2 separate regions of the Homo sapiens genome follow, and region 1 is linked to region 2. A link is an interaction called in ENCODE POLR2A ChIA-PET data of the cell type or tissue named here. Cell type or tissue: OCI-LY7. All regions are shown on one strand. Links, peaks and the distances in the headings refer to the core of each region. The heading gives the core; the rest is flanking DNA. Region 1 overlaps STX18 (syntaxin 18). Region 2 has its middle 44 kb from the start of NSG1.

What was found. Peaks named below come from ENCODE experiments on the same cell type or tissue, not always from the same donor. Only the 100,000 strongest peaks of a DNase experiment are listed, where the experiment ranks them.
Region 1: POLR2A ChIA-PET joins it to region 2 with 11 read pairs; 2 of 35 experiments call an interaction of 5 or more read pairs at or near these places.

Annotation. Positions count from the first base shown.
Region 1 is chr4:4,453,394-4,458,697 of GRCh38, forward strand. It overlaps STX18 (syntaxin 18), which reads right to left. Exons shown (of 11, transcript NM_016930.4): 4 at 4,030-4,107; 5 at 3,798-3,864. Among named protein-coding and RNA genes, the nearest start is that of STX18-IT1, 26 kb to the right of the region's middle. In OCI-LY7, for the core only: no CTCF peak of the experiment used is centred there; a DNase peak (open chromatin) is centred at 2,238; H3K4me3 peaks cover 1,346 bases; H3K27ac peaks cover 2,216 bases.
Region 2 is chr4:4,340,624-4,346,074 of GRCh38, forward strand. No RefSeq gene overlaps it. Among named protein-coding and RNA genes, the nearest start is that of NSG1, 44 kb to the right of the region's middle. In OCI-LY7, for the core only: a CTCF peak has its summit at 1,682; DNase peaks (open chromatin) are centred at 1,798, 2,488, 4,488, 5,078 and 2 weaker places; H3K4me3 peaks cover 2,209 bases; H3K27ac peaks cover 3,876 bases.

The DNA of each region.
Region 1 (5,304 bases), core at 255-5,254, 110 kb after region 2:
GGCCCTCTACCAACAAAAAGATTACAACTCACCTAAGGCTCAGACAAACATTAGCACTTTCAGCAATAAAGTATGTTCTGATTAAGGTATGCACATGATTTTTTTTAGACATAATGTTATTGCACACTTTATAGTATAAACATAGCTTTTATATGCACTGGGAAACCAAAATGTCTTTGTGACTTGCTTTATTGTGATATTCACTTTGTTGCTGTCTGGAACCACACCTGTGATATCTCCGAGGTACGCCTGTCCTTCTTTTATGCCTCCAGCAAAGGCTCTGGGTAGAAAGAAGATATTTTTGATATATAATATCATAGTACTATAATTTTAAAACTAGCTTTCAGACAAATGTGTCCACTCAGGCACAGGTACCGTGGACCCCCAAAGCAGGAGATGCTTCACACTACCTCAATGAAGCCACCTTCACCACTACTCACTCACTGAACAGATATTTACTGGGCATACACTACATACTAGGTGACTTTCTAACCCAGTGCTACTCCAAGTGTGGTCCATGGAACAGAACCAGACCATGGACTGTTTGTTACTGGTCTGCTACAAGATAAGTACAAAAATGAAGAGTAAGCATCTAGAAACATAGCATAAATGACACTGCCATTTAATCAGTGGTCTCATTTCGCTGGACAGAGTATAGACAAGCTCAGGAGTTGTCACACTACTGTGGTGAGTTACTGTGGCTGTTGTCCAGGCACATGCCATGCTGTCTAGCCTTTGTAAGACATGGAAGCAAGGGAGTGATAAAATCACATGTACGTTTTAGGCAGATGCCTTCTGCCTAAAGATGAGGAAAGGACAAGAAGGAGGGTGCTGAACTACATTGTGAAGGGTCACATCATTATTTCCCTCAAGGTCTTTTGTGCAAAGTAATTGGCACAGGGCAGCTAACTATGTGGCAGGAGACAAGGCTATACTTCGCTGTCTAAATGAGAACAATTCCCATCTGACTGATATTAATTTGTATTTTAGTCAAGGCCTCTGCTGAGAAACAAGAACTAAGGTAGCAGCAAAAATCTCTTCTTACTTTACTTGGGTACCTGTGAAGTCCACTTGGGATAGTGAAGGAGAAATCCGCATTCCTCTCCCTGGTGAGTGTGAGACCCAGTGACCACCACACCATCTTGATGACAAATCACGCATCATCAGAGGCCTACCTCCTTCTCCGTAATGTCTTGGAGCTAACTGGTCTCATCGTGTCCCAGATCTTCAGTTCAAACTCTTCCCCAAGTCTGGACTGCTTTCTATCTCTCTAATTCACACACCCAGATATTTTTCTTTTGACAGCCAACACAAACCCCATTGCTTGAGAAATCTGCTCCAATTACCCTGAGATTCAAATCTTGATTCAGCTGTGATGCTGGACAGCTAACCCAAATTTGCTGAGCCCCAATATCCTAATTTAGAAAATGAAATACTAATATTTAAAGATATGGTGGCTTTTTGAGGATTAATGAAATAAAATAATATACTGCCTGGCACATGGTAAATGCTTAGTGGTAGATAATAGTACAAATTAACATTTATTAACTCACTGTAAGTGTTTTATCTGTATCTTCATTTTGTTCTCACAACAGCACTACAAGTTAGGTACTATGAGTTTTCCCATTTTATAGGTAAGGAAACAAAAGCCCAGAAAAGTTAAGCAACCTGCTCAAAGTCACACAGTTTGAAAGTGGCAGAGCCAGGATTCAAACACAGGCTGTCTGGTTGCAGAGTCTGGCTCTTAGGCATTATACTATGCCACTTGATCGTACCATTTCCCCCTCTGAGCTTACTACCGATTTCACTAATTATGACATATCCTGATTAAGCTGACTAATTTTTCATGTTTAATAGCAACCCAGCCTGCTTCTAAGCTCTCTAAGCACAAAGACTTAATCTATGGCTTCTCTCAAGCTACCCTCTCAGTGCATTATATAATAGTAGCTGTTGCTGACAGATAACTTGACTGATCTGCTTACTATCTTCCACAAATGCTTCTATTTGTTGGCATTAACAATTTCACATCTGTTTCACAAATGTGCAGAAAAGGGTTCATGTAGTAGGCCTGAGGCTGCTATCCTTAGAAAGGCCTGCTTGCAAGGTTAACCCTTGCCTGGCATCTGAGAAGTTGGACTTTGGCAGAGTTCATGCCATCCTAATTGATAAAAACAGCTCGCCGTGCCTGAACTGTTTTGCAAAACATGCGGTTTGAATGCAGTTCAGTGCTGAGCACCTGCTTTCCTCCTGGGAGTCTAGAGTTTCGGTAGATGCCAGGTGTGAGGTGCCTATGTGACCAGCCCCTAACAGAATCCTTGGGCAATGAGTTACTAATGAGCTTCCCTGGTAGACAACACTTCACGTGTTGTCATAGGTCACATGCTGTGTGACTCCACTGGGAGAGTACTCTTAGAAGCTCATGCCTGGTTTCCTCTGGACTTTTGTCCCACATGCCTTTTCCTTTGCTGTTTTGCTTCGTATCCTTTCAGTGTGACAAATCATAGCCAGGAGCAGGACTGTATGTTGAGTCCCATGAGACCTCTTAGTGAATCCTAGAACCAGAGAGTAGTGCTGGGGACCCCTGACACAGTAAGAATTTAAAAAATGTGGGCCAGACATGGTGGCTCACGCCTGTAGTCCAGCACTTTGGGAGGCAGGGGGATTGCCTGAGCCCAGGAGTTTGACAGCAGCCTGGGCAACATAGTGACATCCCACCCTTATAAAATAAAATTAAAAAATAGGCAGACATGGTAGCACATGCCTGTAATCCCAGCTACTCGGAAGGCTAAAGTGGGAGGATTGTTTGAGCCCAGGAGGTCGTGCCACTGCACTCCATCCTGGGAGACAGGGTGAGACCCTGTCTCAAAAACAAAAAAAACAAAAAAAAACAAAAAAGAAAATGTGTCCCCAAACAGTTATGTGATGTTATCTTCTGAAAGAACATCCTAAAACCTTTCTAAAGCTAGTCTAGAAATGGTCCAGGTTTGGATACTTGCTCACTGATGTATTCCATCTCCAAGACTGGCTGAGTTGCAGCGGGAACGACTGTGAGGACACAGCTCTTGCATTCCAGATGCTCATGTGAGCCCAGAGGGGAAACCAGGCAGGCGCCATGGAAAATACAGGAGCCTGGCCCTCCTGCTTCCTGTGGCCTTGGATGAGTCATTTACCCTGCTGGAGCGTCAGCGTCCTTACCTGCTGACAGGGCTCCTAATAGTGCCTGCATGGGACAGGTAGTGGGGTTGGAGGGAGGTGTGCACTCAGAGCATGTGGCATCGAGCAAGTCTGTCACAGGTGACCTGAGGACAGCCTTGTGGTGGCCTGCTTGTTGTGCCCTCGCTCTTCTCTCAGGAATACACTTTCAGGGACGACAAGAAGGGGTATGGGGGTCAAAGAGATTGAGGTAAAATGGCTCAAGATGTGCCAGCCTCATCGGGTTAAGAGACAAAATGGGCAAGAGCACAGATTTTGGACCAACAGCCTAGGCTCAAACCCCAGCTATGCTACCTGTGGGACTGTGGGATCTAGGGTGAGTGGCCAAGCCTCCTGAGCCTCAACTTCCTCATTTGTAAAATGAGGGAGGAAACAGTACCTGCCTCATGGGGGTTTGTTGTGGGCCAATAAAGTGGCTGGCATGCTGCCTGGCACACAGTGAGTGCCCGGTAGCGCCAGCTATGGCATTTTGCGAAGAAGTTCAAACACGGTACATTGCATAGGGTAAGTGCTCTACAAACTTTAACTGCTATTATTAGTAGTACTATTATTAATTAAGAAACACCAATGAAAGCAATACTTACAATCTTTTCTTATCCACCACTCTTTTAACTCGGATGGCTCTCTGTTCTGAGTAAAGTTTACATACTCCTGTTGCAGAAGAAAATACCAGAAGAGAGACTGCTTAAAACAGCTTCTCAGGCAAAGCCATCATTAAATATAATGAGATACTACAGTCTTCAGCTAGCAAAGCTAAATTCTGCATCACATCTATTGTGAAATGTTACATTTGACCTTTAAAAGAAAATGAAATACTTTTCAAGTAATCTTCAATGAAATCCAAAACAGCGGTCCTGTGCTCCTTCACTTGCTGGGAATGTATCTCCTTGTGAGCTGTAACAGAAAAAGACAATGTTCAGGCCTTCGCACTCAATTATCCTAAAGAGCAATTCATCAGCTTCCTCACAACACTTTCTTTATTGAGAGTATTTTTTAAAACACAGCTATAAAACAAGTCTTGTGCCAAGTGACACTACATTTTTAAAACAGTAAGATGTATCAGGCTTCGCAAGAGTGAAAGATTAAACCTGTAGAAAATCTATAGTCAAATAATTTATGGTTTATCAGAACACTTAAGGATAGTATTTGACGCAGCCACTTCTTGAGTGCTGACCCCATCTGTGTTAACAGCATCCAATGCTCAAGCTGACCTTCAGCGAACATGTTTAAACAACTGAAATCACACACTCCTCCCTGCTTGAACCTGTGCTGCTTTTCAGCCTGTAGTGCCCCATCCTCTCCCCTTGGCCACTCACATTCTAAGGGTCCCTTAGACAATGAGTCAAACTTTCTGTCTCCAGGAAACCTATGACTCCTAGCCACAAAGATGCCTTTCTCCTGGGAACTACCACACAGAAGTGTGCTAAAAGGCCTTACCAGACCTAAAGTCTGTGCCACTGGTTTTGGTAAGATAGTGACCACTGACTGAGAGACTGAGTGCCTACTGCGTGCAGGTACTCTGCTAGCACTTTACATATGTACTGCTAGTAATTACAATAGCAATTCCGAGTTTCCTGATTTTTACACGTGAAGAAACTAAGGTTCAGAGGCAATAAATAGCCCAAGGTTAGATGGTTTCATATGTAAATGTAGGTTTTGTTAAATATTCCTGTGCATTTTTTAGGTCTCTCAATGAATGTATATGCCCTTAAGGGTAGAGGGCATGATTTCTGCCTTACTATAGGGCTGCTTAACCCAAGATTTGTGTGGGGGACTCAGGAGCTCTGTGAAATTGCATATAGAATTTTGTGTATGTACATTTTTCTGGCAAGAATGCCTATTGCTTCCATCAGAGTCTCCAAGTGGTCCGTCAGCATTCTAATAAAAACCTCCCCAACAAAAGTCTGTGTTGTGAGCACAACAGCATCTGGCAGCTTTGAACTCTACTTACTATTTAATGTACTCTGTAAATGCCTAAGCAAATTAAAAAAGAATCAAGAAAGAGGCGTGACTTGGGAAGCCATCTCATTGTCTCAGTGAGAATTAAACATCAACGAAAGTGAGATAATAAGCGCTCTTGTGCCAGACACA
Region 2 (5,451 bases), core at 322-5,321:
CCAGCCTGGCCAACATGCTGAAACCCTGTCTCTACTAAAAATACAAAAATTAGCTGGGTGTGGTGGCATGTGTCTGTAATCCCAGCTACTCGGGAGGCTGAGGCAGGAGAATCGCTTGAACTTGGGAGGCAGAGGTGGCAGTGAGCTGAGATCACGCCACTGCACATTCCAGCCTGGATGACAGAGTGAAACTCAGTCTCAAAAACAACAACAAAAAAAAGACTGGTTACGGTCAGGCTGGTGAGAATCCATGGCCATGTGGCTGCTGCCAAGTAGGCCAGATTTCCCAGGCTCAGCTGGCACGTCATGCATGCCCAGGGAGAATCCTCTCGTAAAGGAAGGAATTGCTGCTCTCCTATGGGGTGTGTGTAGTGGCGGGGGTGGGTGGTTGGTGTTATTATCAGCTTTCTCTTTTTCTTTCTTTCTTTCTTTTTTTTTTTTTTTGATACAGAGTCTCACTCTGTCACACAGGCTGGCGGTGGCACAATCTCGGCTCACTGCAACCTCAGCCTCCCGGGTTCACGCCACTCTTCTGCCTCAGCCTCCTGAGTAGCTGGGACTACAGGCGCCCATCACCACACCCAGCTAATTTTTGTATTTTTAGTAGAGACGGGGTTTCACCATGTTGGCCAGGCTGGTCTCGAACTCCTGACCTCAGGTGATCCACCCGCCTCAGCCTCCCAAAGTGCTGGGATTATAGGCATGGGCCATCGGGCCTGGCCTCAGCTTTTTCTTAAAGTGAGGCCTGCTCAAGCCCCCCAGGAGGGAGGATGAGAGCAAAGTCAGTTTATTGAACAATGGCCACAGTGAAGGGTCATGGAAGCAAGTTCTTTCTCATCTTTGTCCCTTTCAACCCATCTCAGGATGAAATCCTGCAGATCCCTTAGCCCTTCCAGCCATGCTCCGGAGAGACAGTGTGAAATGTGCCATTATCTGGGGATTCAAAGTCAGGTCCAGTTGGCTCTCAAGCCTGAGAGCTCTCGTCTGATTTAAAACTTCTCCCCTGCCCCAGGTCTTGGGCATGGAGGAGTGGGCTGGACTTTTCCTCTCTCCTGCTCACCCTGTGCAGGCCTCTCTCCTGCACTAGGCTCTTCTTGGCTCCCCCAGTGTGTTTGTGATTTAGAAGGGTGCTATGGTTTGAATATTTGTCCCCTCCAAAACTCATGTTTAAACTTAATCCTGTCCAAGTGCGGTGGTTCACACCTGTAATCCCAACACTTTGGGAAGCTGAGGCAAGAGGATGGCTTGAGCAGGAGTTTGAGGCCAGCCTGGGCAATATAGCAAGACCCCATCTCTAAAAAAATAAAAATAAAAAATAAAGAAAGGAAACATAATCCCTAATGTGGCGGTATTGAGAGGTGGGACTTTAAGAAGAGGGGTCATGAGGCTTCTGCCCTCATGAATGAATTACTGCATTCATGAGTTAATGGATGAATGGGTTGTCATGAGACTGGTGGTTTCACAAGAGGAAGAGAGACCTGAGCTAGCACGCTCAGCCCCCTCACCATGGGATGCCCTGTGCCACCTTGAGGCTCTGCAGAGTCCCCACCAGCAAGAAGGCCATCACCAGATGCAGTCCCTTGACTGTGGAATTCTCAGCCTCCAGAACTGTAAGAAATTAATTCTTTTCTTTATAAATTTCCCAGTTTCTGGCATTCTGTTATAAGGATCAGAATATGGATGAAGACAGGGGGTGCTGTAAAGAAAGCAAAACAGTCTTCCATAGCTGGCAGCGCTGAAGTTCACTACTAGCTGTGCAATGGCCCTGGTAGGCAGACACCTGGCCCTCCATCCTTCAGTGGTTTCCTTGCAGCCCGCTGCATCCCCACTGCCCGAGTCACCGGAGGCTCCCTTTTGCAGCTCCTTCGGCAGGCAATAGCTGCGGATAACACCCTTCAGGACCTGGCTTCCAGCAGGCACCATGAAGGATGCCTTCTGTGAGGTCCTGTGTTGTCATCTGGACATGGCTCTGGAGCTTTCTGGGACCTGATCCCTGGAATCCGTGAAGGGAACCTTGTATGGCAAGAGGGACTTTGTAGATGTGAAGGAGTAAGAGTCTTGAAATAGGGAGTTTATCCTGGATTATCCGGGTGGGTCCTAAATACAATCACAAAGGTCCTTATAAACAGGAGGCAGAGGAAGATTTGACACAAAGAAGAGGGCAGTGTGATGATGGAAACAGAGAGATAGATGAAGATGCCAGAGCTACGGACCCAGCCGTGTCACCAGGACACTGATCTCACAGAGTTTATGTTCTACTAGAGGAGACAAGGAGGCAAACAATGAATACGGTAATTTCAGAGAACAGACTATGCTACAAAGGTAATAAACAGGGAGGCAGGAGGGTACCTCTTGTAGATGAGGATTATTTACCTCGGGGAGGGCTGTGGTGGGGCTTAGGAGCTTGAACGCGATGACAGATGCCATGGTGTGTAGTTCAGAGCCTGGTGTGTGTTAGGTACTCACATGCCTATTAGCTAAATTTGGGCAGGAAATGCAGGCCGAGAGATGAAGCACAGGCTTTGGCTGTGCAGATACTGTTGCCCCAAGGGGCTAGGACACTCTTAGAGGAATCCTGAGAGGTTTCCATCCTTTTCTAGGGTTCTGTTGCCATTTGATCATTCATTCATTCATTCTTTACTCACTCGCTAATTCATTCATTCAGCACATCTCTGGGGAACTACTCTTCCTCCCTCTGTGTGCTGGACATTTTGCCACCGGATCTCTTTATCCCTCTCCCAGGCCACATGCCCTCCCAATTGGCCAGACGACCGTGATCAACAAAATGCCTGCTGTGTGTGAGGCCAGCTGTACTGTATAATCCAGACAAAACCGGCAGTTTTTGCTTTTTTTTTTTTTTTTTTTTTTTTTTTTGAGACAGAGTCTCACTCTGTCACCCCAGGCTGGAGTGCAGTGGCGTGATCTGGGCTCACTGCAACCTTTGCCTTCCAAGTTCCAGCAATTCGTGTGCCTCAGCCTCCCAAGTAGCTGGGATTACAGGTGTGCACCACTATGCCCAGCTAATTTGTCATACTTTTTGTAGAAACGGGGTTTCACCAGGCTGGCTTGAACGAGGCCTGGCACGAGGCCAGGCTGGTCTCGAACTCCTGGCCTCAAGTGATGCACCTGCCTCAGCCTCCCAAAGTGCTGAGATTACAGGCATGAGCCACCGCACCAGGCCCTACTTTTGCTCTGGATTGGTTCACCGTCCTTCATCCTTTCTTGAATTTCCCCTCCAGGACTTTCGCCCTCATCAGTGGCTCCTAGCTTCCTAGCTGTACTGTACTTTTTTTTTCTTTTTCTTTTTTTTTGAGACAGAGTCCCGCTCTGTCATCCAGGCTGCAGTGCAGTGGCACAATCTCAGCTCACTGCAACCTCTGCTTCCTGGGTTCAAGTGATTCTCCTGTCTCAGCCTCCCTAGTAGCTGGGATTACAGGCACGTGCCACCATGCCCAGCTAAATTTTTTTGTATTTTTAGTAGAGATGAGGTTTCACCTTGTTGGCCAGGCTAGTTTCGAATTCCTGACCTCAGGCAATCCGCCTGCCTCGGCCTCCCAAAGTGTTGGGATTACAGGCATAAGCCACCACACCTGGCTTTTTGTGTGTGTGTTTTTTTTGTTTGTTTTTGAAACAGGGTCTCACTCTGTTGCCCAGGCTAGAGTGCAGTGGTGCAATCGCGGCTCACTGCAGCCTTGATCTCCAAGGATCAAGCGTTCTCATCTGGTCTCTTTAACCCTTCCCTAGGCCACATGCCCACCCAATTGGCCAGGCTACCATGATCAACAAAACTCCTGGCCAGGCTATCCAGCCTCCTCCTGCTGGTTCATTGCTAGGTGTTTCCCAGGCGTCCAGGTAAGAAGAATCACCTCGGGAGCTTGTTGAGCACGCAGCTTCCCAGGCTCTGTCCCTAGTGAATCCACATTACCTCGTCCTAGGTGGAGGTCTGAGACTTTGTGATCAAAGCACTTTCCTGGGTGCATCTGAGAGCGGTGAGAGGTTGGAAACGCCGAATCCTGTGCATACAGCTCACCTGGGGGTCTCATTACGGGCACACTCTGATTCATCTGCTCTAAGGCGGGCCAAGATTCTGCGCTTCCATCCAGGATCCAGGCAGTGCCCATGCCGTGGTTCATGGACCCCGCTTTGAAGGGCAAAGTGTTACAGGTCTATAGTCCTTCAACATATAGTAGTTTCAATGTGCTTAACCGCTTTCTTTTTTTGTCTGTTTTTGGTTTTTTTGAGATGGAGTCTCCCTTTGTCGCCCAGGCTGGAGTGAAGTGGCACGATCTCAGCTCACTGCAACCTCAGCCTCCGGGGTTCAAGCAATTCTCCTGCCCCAGTCTCCTGAGCAGCTGGGGTTACAGGTGCGTGCCACCAAGCCCAGCTAATTTTAGTAGAGACGGGATTTCACCGTGTTGATCAGGCTGGTCTCTAACTCCTGATCTCGTGATCCGCCTGCCTTGGCCTCCCAAAGCAGGTGTGAGCCGCCGCGCCTGGCCGCTTGCTTAACCACTTTTAAATGAGATCCGGTGCGTTCAGTGTGGTATGGCCATAGACTGCTTAACCACTTTCAGATGAGATCTTCCTATGAGCTGGGGAACAGGTGAAGGACTTTGAATGCAATGTCTCATTTGATCTCTTAATAGCGCCCTTTTACAAATGAGGAAACTGAGGCTTTGAGAGGTTTGTGATTTGCTGAGTCATATAGCTGAGGTGGGCAGAGTTGGCCTTGAACCCAGGCTGTTATGAGGCTGGGGCCCAGGCAATGGAGAAGAAAAGGAATGACAATATCTGGGCATCTACTGTGTGTGAGGCCGGTGTTGCAGGCATTCATCATCTCCTCCCATTTTTTTTTCTTCTTCTTTTTTATTATACTTTTTTATTATACTGGGGTACATGTGCAGAACGTGCAGGTTTGTTACATAGGTATACATGTGCCATGGTGGTTTGCCGCACCCATCAACTCATCTTCTACATTAGGTATTTCTCCTAATGCTCTCCTTCCCCTAAACCCCCACCCCCAACAGGCCCCGGTGTGTGATGTTCCCCTCCCTGTGTCCACATGTTCTCGTTGTTCACCTCCCACTTATGAGTGAGAACATGCGGTGTTTGTTTTTCTGTTCCTGTGTTAGTTTGCTGCATCATCTCCTTCAACTCTTATAGCAGCCTCACGGGGCACTTATTAGTATCCTCAACTTACAGAAAGGGAAACTGAGGCACAGAGAGGCTACATAGCTGATCCAAAGCCAGTCAGCTCCGGGTGGCAGAGCTGGGGTTGAGTCCAGTCTCCCTGATGCCCACATGTACCCAGCTCTGCTGCATCTCAGCCACCTGGCCAACACCGTCCTGCCTGCCCTGACAGCCATAAGCCCTGTGTCAGTGTCCTGGGGCTTCCAGAACAAATGACCCCAAGCTGGGTGGCCTTCAGCAGCAGACATGTATTCTCTCCCA